Linked DNA regions of Homo sapiens: region 2 is linked to region 1. A link is a contact called in ENCODE Hi-C data. All regions are on one chromosome and are shown on one strand. The core of a region is the stretch at or near the end of the contact, and the rest is flanking DNA. Distances in the headings are between cores, read along the strand shown.

Region 1 (6,665 bases), core at 2,721-5,220:
CACATAATCTCCTCTGCTCATTGTCCTGTGAAGAAACTGTGGCCTGGAGAGGTTGAGCCACTGTGCCAAGGCCACCAATGCAGGTGGTATGTGGGTGGGTGGGGGCCTGGGGTGGGGAGCACGGCCCAGGCAGGGTCTGTGCTGACCGCCCTTGTGTTTGGAACCTAGACATCCCCCCTTGCCTGGACTCTGAGCTGACCGAATTCCCCCTGCGCATGCGGGACTGGCTCAAGAACGTCCTGGTCACCCTGTATGAGAGGGATGAGGACAACAACCTTCTGACTGAGAAGCAGAAGCTGCGGGTAAGTGGTCTCTCTGGCCTTGCTGGCCCCGTGCTGGTGAAGATCCAGTCCCATTCCTAGAACTGGGCCCCCAGCTGCAGGGCGGCATCCTGCTCCGGAGCGTGCATTTACCCCTGAGCACCAGGACACGTACTTCTCTTCCTGCCTTTGGAGGCTGTGGTGCACATTAACATCTTAGAGGCTCTGAGAAGTCCTGCAGCAGAGACCTGCTCCCTTTGCTTAACCTAACGTTAAACAAAAGAGACACAAACAGCCCTATTCCTTTTTCCTTTGGAGTCTGTGGATCTTAAGCTTTAATGAGCATATTAACTACCCCAAGAAGCTGATAAAATGCAGATTCCTTGGCCCCATCTCAGGCCACTGAAACAGTGTCTCTAGAAAGCAAGGCCCAGGAAGCTGCATTCTAAATACTCCCCAGGTGATTTATGTTTATTTTATTTTTTTGAGGCAAAGTCTCACTCTGTTGCCAGGCTGGAGTGCAGTGGTGCGATCTCGGTTCACTGCAACCTCCACCTCCTGGGTTCAAGTGATTCCCCTGCCTCAGCCTCCTGAGTAGCTGGGACTGCAGGCATGCTACCACACCTGGCTAATTTTTGTATTTTTAGTAGAGATGGAGTTTCACTGTGTTGGCCAGGCTGGTCTCAAAACTCCTGGCCTCAGGTGATCTGCCTGCCTCAGCCTCCCAAAGCGCTGGGATTACAGGTGTGAGTGTGTGCCCGGCCTTCGCCAGGTGATTTTGATGTGGGTAGCTATATGGAGAATTCTTTGAGGTCATCCCAGGCTTCTATTTTTGTGAATGAGATGCTAGTACCCATCTATGACACCTCCCTCCCCTCGCTGTGAGCTTTGGTCTGGCTAGTCTCTGCCTGCTCTGGCCTTCTGGGAGGGGTGGGAGGGCCCGACTGGTCCAGACAATCTCCATGGACCTCTTGTCACACACAGTCTCTACTCCCTCAGGTGAAGAAGATCCATGAGAATGAGAAGCGCCTGGAGGCAGGAGACCACCCCGTGGAGCTGCTGGCCCGGGACTTCGAGAAGAACTATAACATGTACATCTTCCCTGTACACTGGCAGTTCGGCCAGCTGGACCAGCACCCCATTGACGGGTAAGACCCCAGACCCTAGAGTGAACAGAGCTCAAGGCTGGCAGGTGCACTAGCTATGGCCAGAAAGCCTCTCAGCAGCCTATACTGCTCCAAGCCCTGGCATCCACAGTTTGCCTGGGGATTGGAGCAGAAGGATGAGGCATCTGGAGAAAAGATGTGGACCTGGGACAAAGAAACCGATAAGACACTCTCATGCTGAGGTGAAAGTCAGTAGGAGCTCAAAATAGCTCCATAATCCTGCAAGTACTAGGCGTGGATATCTGGATAATGAAGGAGTGTGAATTAAGAAGGAGTACCAGGCTCCAAGGGGTGGCAGGGGACAAGGTTGGGTCAGCCACACGCCCCCTGTCCTTCAGCAGAACATCCAGGGGCAGAGCAGCCACCTGGCACTGTCTAAGCCCCCTCCTAAGGCTCAGCCCCAATAGGGCCCAACTGACCCTGGAAGTTATCCAAAAAAGCCTGTCTATTTTGCAAGCCCCCAGTTTGAGGGCTCTTGTCCCTTGTCCAAACGAGTTATGAGGCCCTGTGCAACTGCACTGCCGAACAGGCAGGCAGCTGGCCAGTTAGCAAATGCTTATGGAGTGTGCATTTTGTGCCCTGCACTATTCTAGGCAGGGGATTGAACAGCAGTCAGAGCTGGCATGGTCCTTGCCCTCATGGACTTATACTCTGTTCATAACCTGTCACTACCTTCTGAACTTCTCTTGTGGTGATGAAGTGAGAGCCCCTGCTCAGCCTCAGATGGAGCAAGCTACACCTGCACCTTCCCAGAGTGGTTTTTTCTTCGTCCTTGGGTTGTGGAAGCAGAGCATCACACAGAGGGGAAAGGAAGGGCTGCCCTACTCACATACTCAGGGAACTTCCTCTCTAGGATGTTCACCCCTCGCTCTTTGTCCAGCCTGTGTGCCTGGAGTCTGCCAACCCTGCCAGTGATCCTGAGGGCTGGGGTCTCCTGGGCTCTGGGAATCTCCCGGCCACTTCTCTCCCAGGCTTTTGCCATGGCTGGGATCCAACTGAGTCACTCATTATGGCAGGGAGGGGAAAAGTCAAAGGGGAACATCTGGAGCTCAGGCAAAGCAATTTGATCCCACTGCAACAGAGGGCCTGGAGGGAGGCTTTCAGATGGGGTGCAAGAACAGCACATCTGGGAAAGGGGTCCAGCTTGGGCAAGGGGACCCGCTTCCTCCTCCTCCCATCCCAGGGCTGTAGGTGACCTTGCCTGCATCCCTGCCCCTCCCTGGGCCTCAGTTTTCCACCAGTACAATGAAGGGGAGGAGAATGTTCCTATCAGTTCAAACATTGTGTGATTTCTTTGGTGAGCTGGGTGGGGCTGCGAGGTCTAGAGGTTAAGAAGACAACTGGAGTCACATTGTTCCCTGGAGATCCTTTGTGGATCTTTAGGGACAAGTAGTTGGGGGCTCTGGGAAACAAAGAAAAAAATTATACACATGCTCTGGAGTCTAAGGCCAGCAGGGAGAATAGGGAGGGAGGACAGTGGGAGAGACATCCAAAGGGCCTCCCTCTCAGACATTACAGGATACACAAGCAAAGCTCTATGAAGATGGTTAGAGCTCCCGTTGACCCTCACTGCCAATCCCAGTCCCTTTCCACATTCCTCCCCAGAAGGCAGCACTGTCACCAGATTGGTGTGTCATTTTTAGACCCTTTACTAGGCATTTATAGATGTATAAATGTGTGTCCATAGACAATATACAGTGCTGTGTCATGCTAGATTTTGATCTACCCATAGCAGAAGTGCTGAATTTTGATTTTAAGTTTCTGTGTCCCCAGTTCTCAGCCAATTAGGAAACAATCAAATACACCAAACAGACCTTTGTTTTTGAGACCCTGAAACCTTAGAGCTGGAAGGGCCGTTAGTAATTATGGCCATCTCCTCCTCTTTGCTGGAAGGAGAAACTGAGGTTCCGAATGGTGCACTGCTGTTCTCTGAGTCTCAGAGCAGTCAGTGGCAGAGCTAGGGGTAGACCTGGGATTCTGGCTTTTTGTCCTGCTTTAAATATCCTTTCCTCCATGCTCTGGGGCAGGCTAACTCCCCGGTTGCCTCCCAAGGCTGGGTGTGGAGCTTTTCCATGCCTCAGGCCCTCCCCTGCCTCCTTCCCTGCAGGTACCTCTCCCACACCGAGCTGGCTCCACTGCGTGCTCCCCTCATCCCCATGGAGCATTGCACCACCCGCTTTTTCGAGACCTGTGACCTGGACAATGACAAGTACATCGCCCTGGATGAGTGGGCCGGCTGCTTCGGCATCAAGCAGAGTGAGTGTCTGAACAAAGAAGCAAGGGGCATGGGCAGAAACACTGCTCCCAGGGTGCTGGGTTGTCATCCCCCCACTCTCCGCTCTCTTGGTCTGTCTGTTGTCTGTCCTCTCTGCCTGTCTCTGCTCTCTCTGCCTATTTGACTCCTGTCTCTTGGGCGTCTTCCTGATCCTTCTCTGTCCATCCAACTGTCCCTCTCTCTTTCCCTTCCTCAAGCGTTAGCACTCACCCGTGCTAAACACTATTTTGGGAACTGGCAGGCACACAGAGAGGAAACAGGAAGTGTAACTTGGCAGCGTGTGTAAGAGACAGGGACAGGCCAGAGACAGAGAGAGCGAGATTCCTCCGTCACTGACTTCCTGGGTGACCTTGCATGGCCACCTAGACCCCTGCCCCTGGGGATGGGTGGGAGTCCACTGACTCCTTGGGAAGTGCGTTATCATCGACACAGCCTTATTTTTAACCGTGCTCTTTTCTTGCTTTGCAGAGGATATCGACAAGGATCTTGTGATCTAAATCCACTCCTTCCACAGTACCGGATTCTCTCTTTAACCCTCCCCTTCGTGTTTCCCCCAATGTTTAAAATGTTTGGATGGTTTGTTGTTCTGCCTGGAGACAAGGTGCTAACATAGATTTAAGTGAATACATTAACGGTGCTAAAAATGAAAATTCTAACCCAAGACATGACATTCTTAGCTGTAACTTAACTATTAAGGCCTTTTCCACACGCATTAATAGTCCCATTTTTCTCTTGCCATTTGTAGCTTTGCCCATTGTCTTATTGGCACATGGGTGGACACGGATCTGCTGGGCTCTGCCTTAAACACACATTGCAGCTTCAACTTTTCTCTTTAGTGTTCTGTTTGAAACTAATACTTACCGAGTCAGACTTTGTGTTCATTTCATTTCAGGGTCTTGGCTGCCTGTGGGCTTCCCCAGGTGGCCTGGAGGTGGGCAAAGGGAAGTAACAGACACACGATGTTGTCAAGGATGGTTTTGGGACTAGAGGCTCAGTGGTGGGAGAGATCCCTGCAGAACCCACCAACCAGAACGTGGTTTGCCTGAGGCTGTAACTGAGAGAAAGATTCTGGGGCTGTGTTATGAAAATATAGACATTCTCACATAAGCCCAGTTCATCACCATTTCCTCCTTTACCTTTCAGTGCAGTTTCTTTTCACATTAGGCTGTTGGTTCAAACTTTTGGGAGCACGGACTGTCAGTTCTCTGGGAAGTGGTCAGCGCATCCTGCAGGGCTTCTCCTCCTCTGTCTTTTGGAGAACCAGGGCTCTTCTCAGGGGCTCTAGGGACTGCCAGGCTGTTTCAGCCAGGAAGGCCAAAATCAAGAGTGAGATGTAGAAAGTTGTAAAATAGAAAAAGTGGAGTTGGTGAATCGGTTGTTCTTTCCTCACATTTGGATGATTGTCATAAGGTTTTTAGCATGTTCCTCCTTTTCTTCACCCTCCCCTTTTTTCTTCTATTAATCAAGAGAAACTTCAAAGTTAATGGGATGGTCGGATCTCACAGGCTGAGAACTCGTTCACCTCCAAGCATTTCATGAAAAAGCTGCTTCTTATTAATCATACAAACTCTCACCATGATGTGAAGAGTTTCACAAATCCTTCAAAATAAAAAGTAATGACTTAGAAACTGCCTTCCTGGGTGATTTGCATGTGTCTTAGTCTTAGTCACCTTATTATCCTGACACAAAAACACATGAGCATACATGTCTACACATGACTACACAAATGCAAACCTTTGCAAACACATTATGCTTTTGCACACACACACCTGTACACACACACCGGCATGTTTATACACAGGGAGTGTATGGTTCCTGTAAGCACTAAGTTAGCTGTTTTCATTTAATGACCTGTGGTTTAACCCTTTTGATCACTACCACCATTATCAGCACCAGACTGAGCAGCTATATCCTTTTATTAATCATGGTCATTCATTCATTCATTCATTCACAAAATATTTATGATGTATTTACTCTGCACCAGGTCCCATGCCAAGCACTGGGGACACAGTTATGGCAAAGTAGACAAAGCATTTGTTCATTTGGAGCTTAGAGTCCAGGAGGAATACATTAGATAATGACACAATCAAATATAAATTGCAAGATGTCACAGGTGTGATGAAGGGAGAGTAGGAGAGACCATGAGTATGTGTAACAGGAGGACACAGCATTATTCTAGTGCTGTACTGTTCCGTACGGCAGCCACTACCCACATGTAACTTTTTAAGATTTAAATTTAAATTAGTTAACATTCAAAACGCAGCTCCCCAATCACACTAGCAACATTTCAAGTGCTTGAGAGCCATGCATGATTAGTGGTTACCCTATTGAATAGGTCAGAAGTAGAATCTTTTCATCATCACAGAAAGTTCTATTGGACAGTGCTCTTCTAGATCATCATAAGACTACAGAGCACTTTTCAAAGCTCATGCATGTTCATCATGTTAGTGTCGTATTTTGAGCTGGGGTTTTGAGACTCCCCTTAGAGATAGAGAAACAGACCCAAGAAATGTGCTCAATTGCAATGGGCCACATACCTAGATCTCCAGATGTCATTTCCCCTCTCTTATTTTAAGTTATGTTAAGATTACTAAAACAATAAAAGCTCCTAAAAAATCAAACTGTATTCTGGTGTTCTCTTCTACACAGTGGGAGGGCGAGCAGTAGGAGAGATTGGCCCATTTGGTGCTGGCCATTTGAGGAATGCAAGCCCAGCACTAGTCTCATAATCTCTAGGAATCTGTAGAGAGAGGAATTGAAGTAAATTTCAGCATTGGCTCATTCAGTCATTCGGCGACATTCATCAGGTACCTGCAATGTGTTAGGGGATCTTATGAGTAGGCAGCGTGCGTGATCCTTGCTCCCCTGGAGCTTTCTAACATTCTAGCAGGCAGACCACACATAAATTTGCAATACTGTTTCTGATAAAAACGTGCTGTAAAGGAAATAAAGCAGAGAACTATC
Region 2 (6,665 bases), core at 1,103-3,602, 2.7 Mb before region 1:
AGGCTCAGTGAGGTGAGGATTCCTTGCCCAAGATCACACAGCTGGCAGGACACGGCAGAGCTAGGATCTGATCGTGGCACTCTGGCACCAATACCAAAGCCTTAATTCACTGTGCCTGACAATGGTCCTTTGCACTGAAAGTTGAGGCCCGATGAGGGGGCATCAGAGTTGTGTGTTCACAGGGGTCAGATCAGTAATGGTGCTATCTGTCCCTTGTGGGCTGGGGATATGCCTTAGCCAGGGGTCTAAGCTGTTAGAAGCTGACTCTGACAGGCCACAAGGGCATGGGACAAGCTAACCCTCCCCTCAGAAGGTCCAAGCTTTCACTTGAGAACAAGACAGACTCCCACAAATAAAGTGGAGAATGTAGCCTTGGAAGTTTGGGTGCTTAATTAGTTATTAGTTAACTAGTAACTCCTTTACCACTACTGTCAGAAAGCTTCCAGAGTCCATAGGCTGGTCAAGTAGGTTACAGTAAATATTTACTCACCGAAACTTTAACAATTTCTACCAATTATTAATTGCTGGTCATGTTCCCAGGTTGTATGCTAAGCACTTTCTAGACATGATCTCATTTAATCTTCACGATAGCTCTGTAAGCTAGGTAGTATTATTATTCCCTTATTTCAGATGAGGAAAGAAAGCTCGGGGGGGTGATCTAACTTGCCCAAAGTCAGATAGCTCCTGATGATGGAGCTGGGATCTGAATCCAGGCCTTTGTAACTTTACAACTGGAGCTTATGCTCACTGGTCTTTGTCAAACTCCTAGAGCAACAGGTACAAAGGGAAAACTTGGGGTGACTGAGAGGACTCCTCTAGGCCTACGTATCCTGTTTGGCCTTCCTAGCTTCTCTGGCCCACTGCTTATTTGCTGGACATCTCAATCTCAGACCTGCCATCTGAGTAGAAGCAAGACCTTATTCCAACATCTTAAGAAGACACAAGGCAAATGCCAGTCAGAGCTGTGGTGAGGACCAGCCTTTGGCAGCTGGAGAGTACTCCCCTTCCCTCCCACACCCCCCCACCCCACAACAAAGAGTGGCCCATGAGCCCCTGTCTTCTTCACCTGATGGGCAGAAGGGCTACAGAACCCTGAGGCCTCCAGTCTTTCCAAGCTCAGGCAGAAGCTGAGACACCTACTGGGACAGGCACTCAGGAGGCTGTGCCAAGAACGGGGCGTCTGGAGAGCTGGCTCACCTTGAAGGAGATTTCATACTGCTCCCCTCCCCAGATCTCCAAGCCTGGGTCATACCCGCCGAGTTCCCAGAACCACTTCCGATCCACGGCGAACAGTCCACCGGCCATCACGGGAGACCTGTCAGAGAAGAAGAACATGGTGTGAAGGTGCAGATGTCCTGGCCACATGCTCTCATGTGGCCCGATAATGCCATTCCCCCAGCGGCGGTGTTCCATGCTGCTCCCTGAACACAGTCCAAGTGTCTTCCAGGGAATCCAAGGCCCTTCCAGGCATCCCCCTTTCTTTCCTACAACTTCCTTTCATAAGAGCTACATTTTAACCAAATGGGACCCGAAGTTCCTTTACACAATTAACACCTAAGAGTACTTGTGAAATGAAATCACAGTACTTTGTCCACATGGGCCCTGTAGCTGCATCATAAATATGTACATGTTAGTCCTCTCACTAGTTAAATGGTCCAAGTTGGGGGTCTCTCCAAGCCTGTCTGTGTTGTAGAATCTCTTAGAGAGATGAAAAAATATACAGCTCGCTGGGCCCCACCTCAGACCTGCTGAAACAATCCTTGCGGGAGGCAGCCTAGGGCTCTGTGTTTTTGAACATGCTCCTTTGACAACTATTACTCAGTAGGCCAGCATGGACGTTTGTTCTGCTGTGGTGTTTACAGAAGAAGCCACTGTCTCTGTCTTTTCAGTTAAACTGGGAGATAAGATTAACTCCATTCATTCATTCTCTAATGAGTTTGTTCATCCCATGCCAGTTGTGAGGGAGGTGCTGGAAGAATCTCGAGGTCAATGAGAGTCCTTCAGGAGATGTTGGTGTAGTGGGGCAGCCCCCTCAAGACAGAGGGTGCATAAGGGACTCCGGGAGGTAGAGACAGCATTACAGGAATCTGAAAGGAGTGTGTCTGTTTCCAGCTTTTGGGGTAAGGAGGATGGCTGGGGCAAGGGTCAAGGAATGAGGCTCAGGGGAGGTGGCATTTAAGTGGGTTTGGACAAGAGGAAATTTGGGAGAGGGAAAGGCACTGAGGGGAGGATAAAACGTCAGCAAGGACACAGAGACGACAAATCATGCAGTACCCACGGGAACAGGAAGTCCGCCTGGCACCGTGCTAAGTGAGGAAACGTCATGCTGCTGACTGTCAGCGTCCCCCAGGGTATCTCGCACAAGACTGGCACCTGGTAGGGGCCAACCAGCGTTTGCTGTGTGAAAAGCTATCAGAGTGGCTGCATCCTTGTCTGGATGCACTGGAAAACTCCAAACCCTCAAATCCAAACATTCCAGCAGCAACCTCCATTCCCCCTCCTGGTCCCTGGAAGTGCAAGCTCATGGGAAGTAGGCTGATCGAATAAGCTCTTAGTCAACCCAAAAGCTGCCCAAGCAGCTCCTCCTTCCAGTAGCAGATGAGCCTTTACAGCACAGGCAGGACTCCTTTAAAAGGGGAGCCCCTGAATATTTACTGAGGGCTTGAATATGCCGGGTGCTGTACGGAGCTAATTTATTAATAAAATGAATTTACTCTTCACCTCGACCTCATGTGGCAGGCCTCATTATCATCACCATTTTACACATGTAAAACTGGAGTGCAGACAGGGAACTTGCTCAAGGCCCCATGGCTAAAAAGCAGCACTGCTGGGATGTGAATCTCTAATCTAAGCCACAGTTCACACCCCTCGCCACCACAATATACTGCCTCCAGGCAGGCAGGAACACTCGAGAAGCAGGTGATGCATGCAAAGAACAGGGCGTGAGAAATTCGGAACCCTCACTCTCATTTCTGCTTTCCTTAACCTGCTGTGTGACCTGAGATGCAGCGTTTAACCATTAACCCTGTGCTACCCAGGAAGGAAGCCACTGGCCACAGGTGATGACTCTGCACTTAAAATGTGACTGGTATGAACTGACATGTGCTGTGAGTGTGAGATACACACCAGATTTCCAAGACTTAGGATGAAAAGAGTATGAAAGAACTCATTAATAATTTTAAAGTGTTGGTTACATGTTAAAACGATAATATTTGAGGTATACTGGTTTAAATAAGATACATTATTAAGATGAATTTTACCTGTTTCTCTTTACCTTAGAAAATAATATCACATATGCAGCTTGTATTATATTGGACAGTGCTGATTTAACCTCTTTGAGCCCTATTCCCCATCTAAACAATGGAGTGATAGCTATACTTCCTATCCCACGTTGCTAGTGATACGGTTGGCTACGTCCCCACCCAAATCTTATCTTGAACTGTAGTTACCGTAATCCCCAGGTGTCATAGGAGAGACCTGGTGGGAGGTAATGGAATCATGGGGGCAGTTACCCCCATGCTGCTGTTCTCATGATAGTGAGTGAGTTCTCATGAGATCTGATGGTTTTATAAGGGGCTTTTTCCTCTTTGCTCAGCACTTCTCTCTCCTGCCGCCTTGTGAAGAAGGATGTGTTTGCTTCCCCCTCTGCCATGACTGTAAGTTTCTTGAGGCCTCCCCAGCCATGTGGAACTGTGAGTCAGTTGAACTTCTTTTCTTTATAAATTACCCAGTCTCAGGCAGTTCTTTATAGCAGTGTGAGAATGGATTAATACAGCTAGAATATTTCTAAAAGTACCCAGTACTATAAGAAAATAAGGTGTTATTAGTATTGGCTCCCCTTTGTCTTCTGGAGATTGAGGGGGTCCTGGTTTTTTTTGGCTGGAGCCACAAATCTACCGCTTGGAAAGGCTGACAGTGTTTCTGACTTGGTGCTTCATGGGAGACTGAACTCAAGGCTTTGCACATGAAAATCAGCCTCGGTCAAAGCAGGGGCCGGGGCTGAGGGGCTGCATGGAATAGGCAGGATATCAGCTCTAAGGCATTTGGGATGCTCGAGGCTTTGCCTCCAGAGAGAGGCCTCTCTGCCCAGCCTGTTCTGGTTTCTGCTGTGTTTGGCAATACTAGTAACAATTCTGAGTGTCCAGTGTGTGCTACTTACTTTACTGACACCATCTCCAGCTCTCACAAAGCTCTAATATTAGTCTCCTTTACAGACGGAGATATTTGAAAATCAGAAATGTTAAATAATCTGCTCATAGTGAGTGGATAAGCTATTACTGAAAGTGGGGTCTGCCACTGAAACCATGTCTTTTAAACATCCTTGCACCATGCTGTGCCTGTAGATTGCCCACTTGCTGGGCACTCTACCATCAAGTGGGAAGGTGGGAAGCTGTACAGAAAATGACCAGAATTTCTCTAGTGGCCACTTCCTAGGGTTCTGTCCAAGTAAAAAGCAGAAGAGAGACTTCTGGAAGGAATCATGGGAGAGGATGGAGGGCCCTTCAGAAAGCATCTACACCAGTGACTGCCAACCATGGCCACACATAAGCATCACCTGGGAGCTTTAAAAAATGATGATACCTGCATCCCACCCCCAGACTCCAGTGTAACTGCTCTTGAGGGAAGCCTTTGTGTTTTTACAAGCTCCCCAGGTGATGTCAATGTGTGGCTAGGGTCAAGAGCCAGTGCTCTCTGGTGAGGCCAATCACTTCAATATCCAGATGAGGAGACTGAAGCCCCAGAAGACACTAGCTGGGCCTTTGCTACTAGCCAGCTGTATGACCTGGTCTTAGCCTTTCCTTACTGTGCAATGAGGATAACGATGGGCCAAGACCTGTCCTTAAGTACCTTTCAATGAGTCTGCTCATTGCAAAGGTTCAAACAATAAAGGAGGTTCTAATTACCCCCTTGGTTACCCTGAAAATTCCATTTTCTGGAGCAGCCTATTCTAACCTCAGCTTCTGCAGTCATGTCAACTAGGACAAGTCTTGTTTCCTCTCTGAACCTCAAGGCCTCCATCAGTCAAATGAGGGTAATTCTACCTAGACCTGAGGATCCTACATTATTATAAGGATCATGCACAATAATGGTCAGTAGAAATTGCTTTGCCAACACAGGCCAAATGTTAGTTACTCCTGGTGTTGGTATTATTCTACAAGGATTTAGGTCAACTGAGGATTGATTCTGAGGTACACAGAAGGTGGGGCAGACTGCATAATGTGATCATGGCTAAATCATATCTTTGGACCAGGAAGGGATCTAATAGTAGTGATCAACTGTGTTCAAGAGGCCAAGAGAAGACCACAAATGTTTGACCTGCTGCTGGAGACATGGAATCCATTCTTGCTCTCCACTCTTGGCTCAGGCTGGTCCATTGTCCTGGCCACCTTTCATTTCCTCAAAGAACCCAACTCTTTCTACCTCTGAGCCTGCCCTGGGGCTCATAGTGTTAGGGGTTCCTCTCAGGAGCCCTGGGTATGCACCATGCCCATGAAGATGGCTGAGCTTCCAACAGTCCTGCTTCTCAGATGGGGAGAGTAAGGCATAGAGAAATGTGGTTCACTGAAGGCCAAACTGTGGTGAGAGGTACGACTCCCCAGTTATGGCAGTGTCTGAATCTCCGGAACCTGTGAATATGTTACCTTATGTGGCAAAAGAGACTTCGCAGATGTGATTAAGGTTAAGGATCTTGTGGTGGGGAGGTTATCTTGGCGAGCCTGATGGAATCACATATCATTAATGTAATCACAGGGCTTATAAGTGAAAGAAGGAGGCAGGAAAGTCAGAGTCAGAAGGAGATGTGATGAAGGAAGCAGAGGTATGAAGGAAAGCAAGGAGAAGGAAACAGAGATCTGAAGATTCTATCCTTCTGGCTTTAAAGTTGGAGGCAGGGGCCATGAGCCAAGGAATGTAAGCATCCTCTAGAAGCCAGGAAAGGTAGGGAAATGGATTCTTCCCAAGGCATCCAGAGGGAATGCAGCCCTGCCGACACTATGATTTTAGCCCAGTAAGACTCATTTCAGGCTTCTGACCTCCAGAGTTTTAAGCATAAATTTGTGTTGTTTTAACCTTCTAAGTTTATAGTAATTTATCACAGCAGCTATAGGAAACTAATACAGCGGGAGAGCTTGGGCTTCGGCTTTGTATCCAGAGATCTTTTCCACACGTGTCGCAGGAGAACTGGAACAGCTCACAGGACAGCTGCAGGGACAGTGAGCCTACTGTTGGGGAGAAGCCCCTTCCAGAGCTTGGAGCACCAGAGAGGGGCTGGGCTCTATTTCTGTCTTAGCCACTCACAGAGCTCCTCCTTCTGGAGCCTTAGTCCCTCATCTGCAAGGGGCTGAGTTCTTCACTGGTAGGTTCCTTCCAGCCTTCACATTCTAGGATGCTGTGAGTCCAGCCCATCACCCTCCCCTAGCCTGCAAACTTCTGCTGTGGGACAAACTGCTATTTTCCTTACACTTCCAAGTGGGTATAGCAGTACGATGGGAAAATTGGCTCCAGAGGCAGACAGACAGACCTGCATTTGTACCTAGTAACCTGGGCAAATTACTTAGCCTCTTGGAGCATTGGTGTCCCCATTTGGAAAACATGGATAATAATTTTTACCATATATAGTTGTAGGGGGTTAAATTGGATCAGAGGGTAATGTGCTTAGTACTGGG

What was found. A loop is a pair of places that touch in the nucleus more often than their neighbours do. Pooled maps may share reads with other maps.
Region 2: a map with no recorded cell type shows a loop between it and region 1 (17-fold over the local background). The contact joins two enhancer-like sites. A Hi-C loop is called at or near these places in 3 of 37 single-sample maps with no recorded cell type and 2 of 50 pooled maps.

The regions. Positions count from the first base shown.
Region 1 is chr5:151,661,104-151,667,768 of GRCh38, reverse strand. It overlaps SPARC (secreted protein acidic and cysteine rich), which reads left to right. Exons shown (of 10, transcript NM_003118.4): 7 at 169-302; 8 at 1,260-1,408; 9 at 3,534-3,682; 10 at 4,170-6,665. The coding sequence ends at 4,198. Among named protein-coding and RNA genes, the nearest start is that of CLMAT3, 13 kb to the left of the region's middle. RefSeq lists a silencer at 3,948-3,997 and enhancers at 3,333-4,532, 4,990-5,129. Within about 2 kb of position 3,970, at least 17 of the 41 ENCODE cell types and tissues checked have a DNase peak (open chromatin) inside an H3K27ac peak, as active enhancers do.
Region 2 is chr5:154,380,963-154,387,627 of GRCh38, reverse strand. GALNT10 (polypeptide N-acetylgalactosaminyltransferase 10) reads right to left here. Exons shown (of 12, transcript NM_198321.4): 7 at 1,198-1,315. Among named protein-coding and RNA genes, the nearest start is that of MIR1294, 37 kb to the right of the region's middle. RefSeq lists an enhancer at 2,624-2,773. Within about 2 kb of position 2,352, at least 6 of the 41 ENCODE cell types and tissues checked have a DNase peak (open chromatin) inside an H3K27ac peak, as active enhancers do.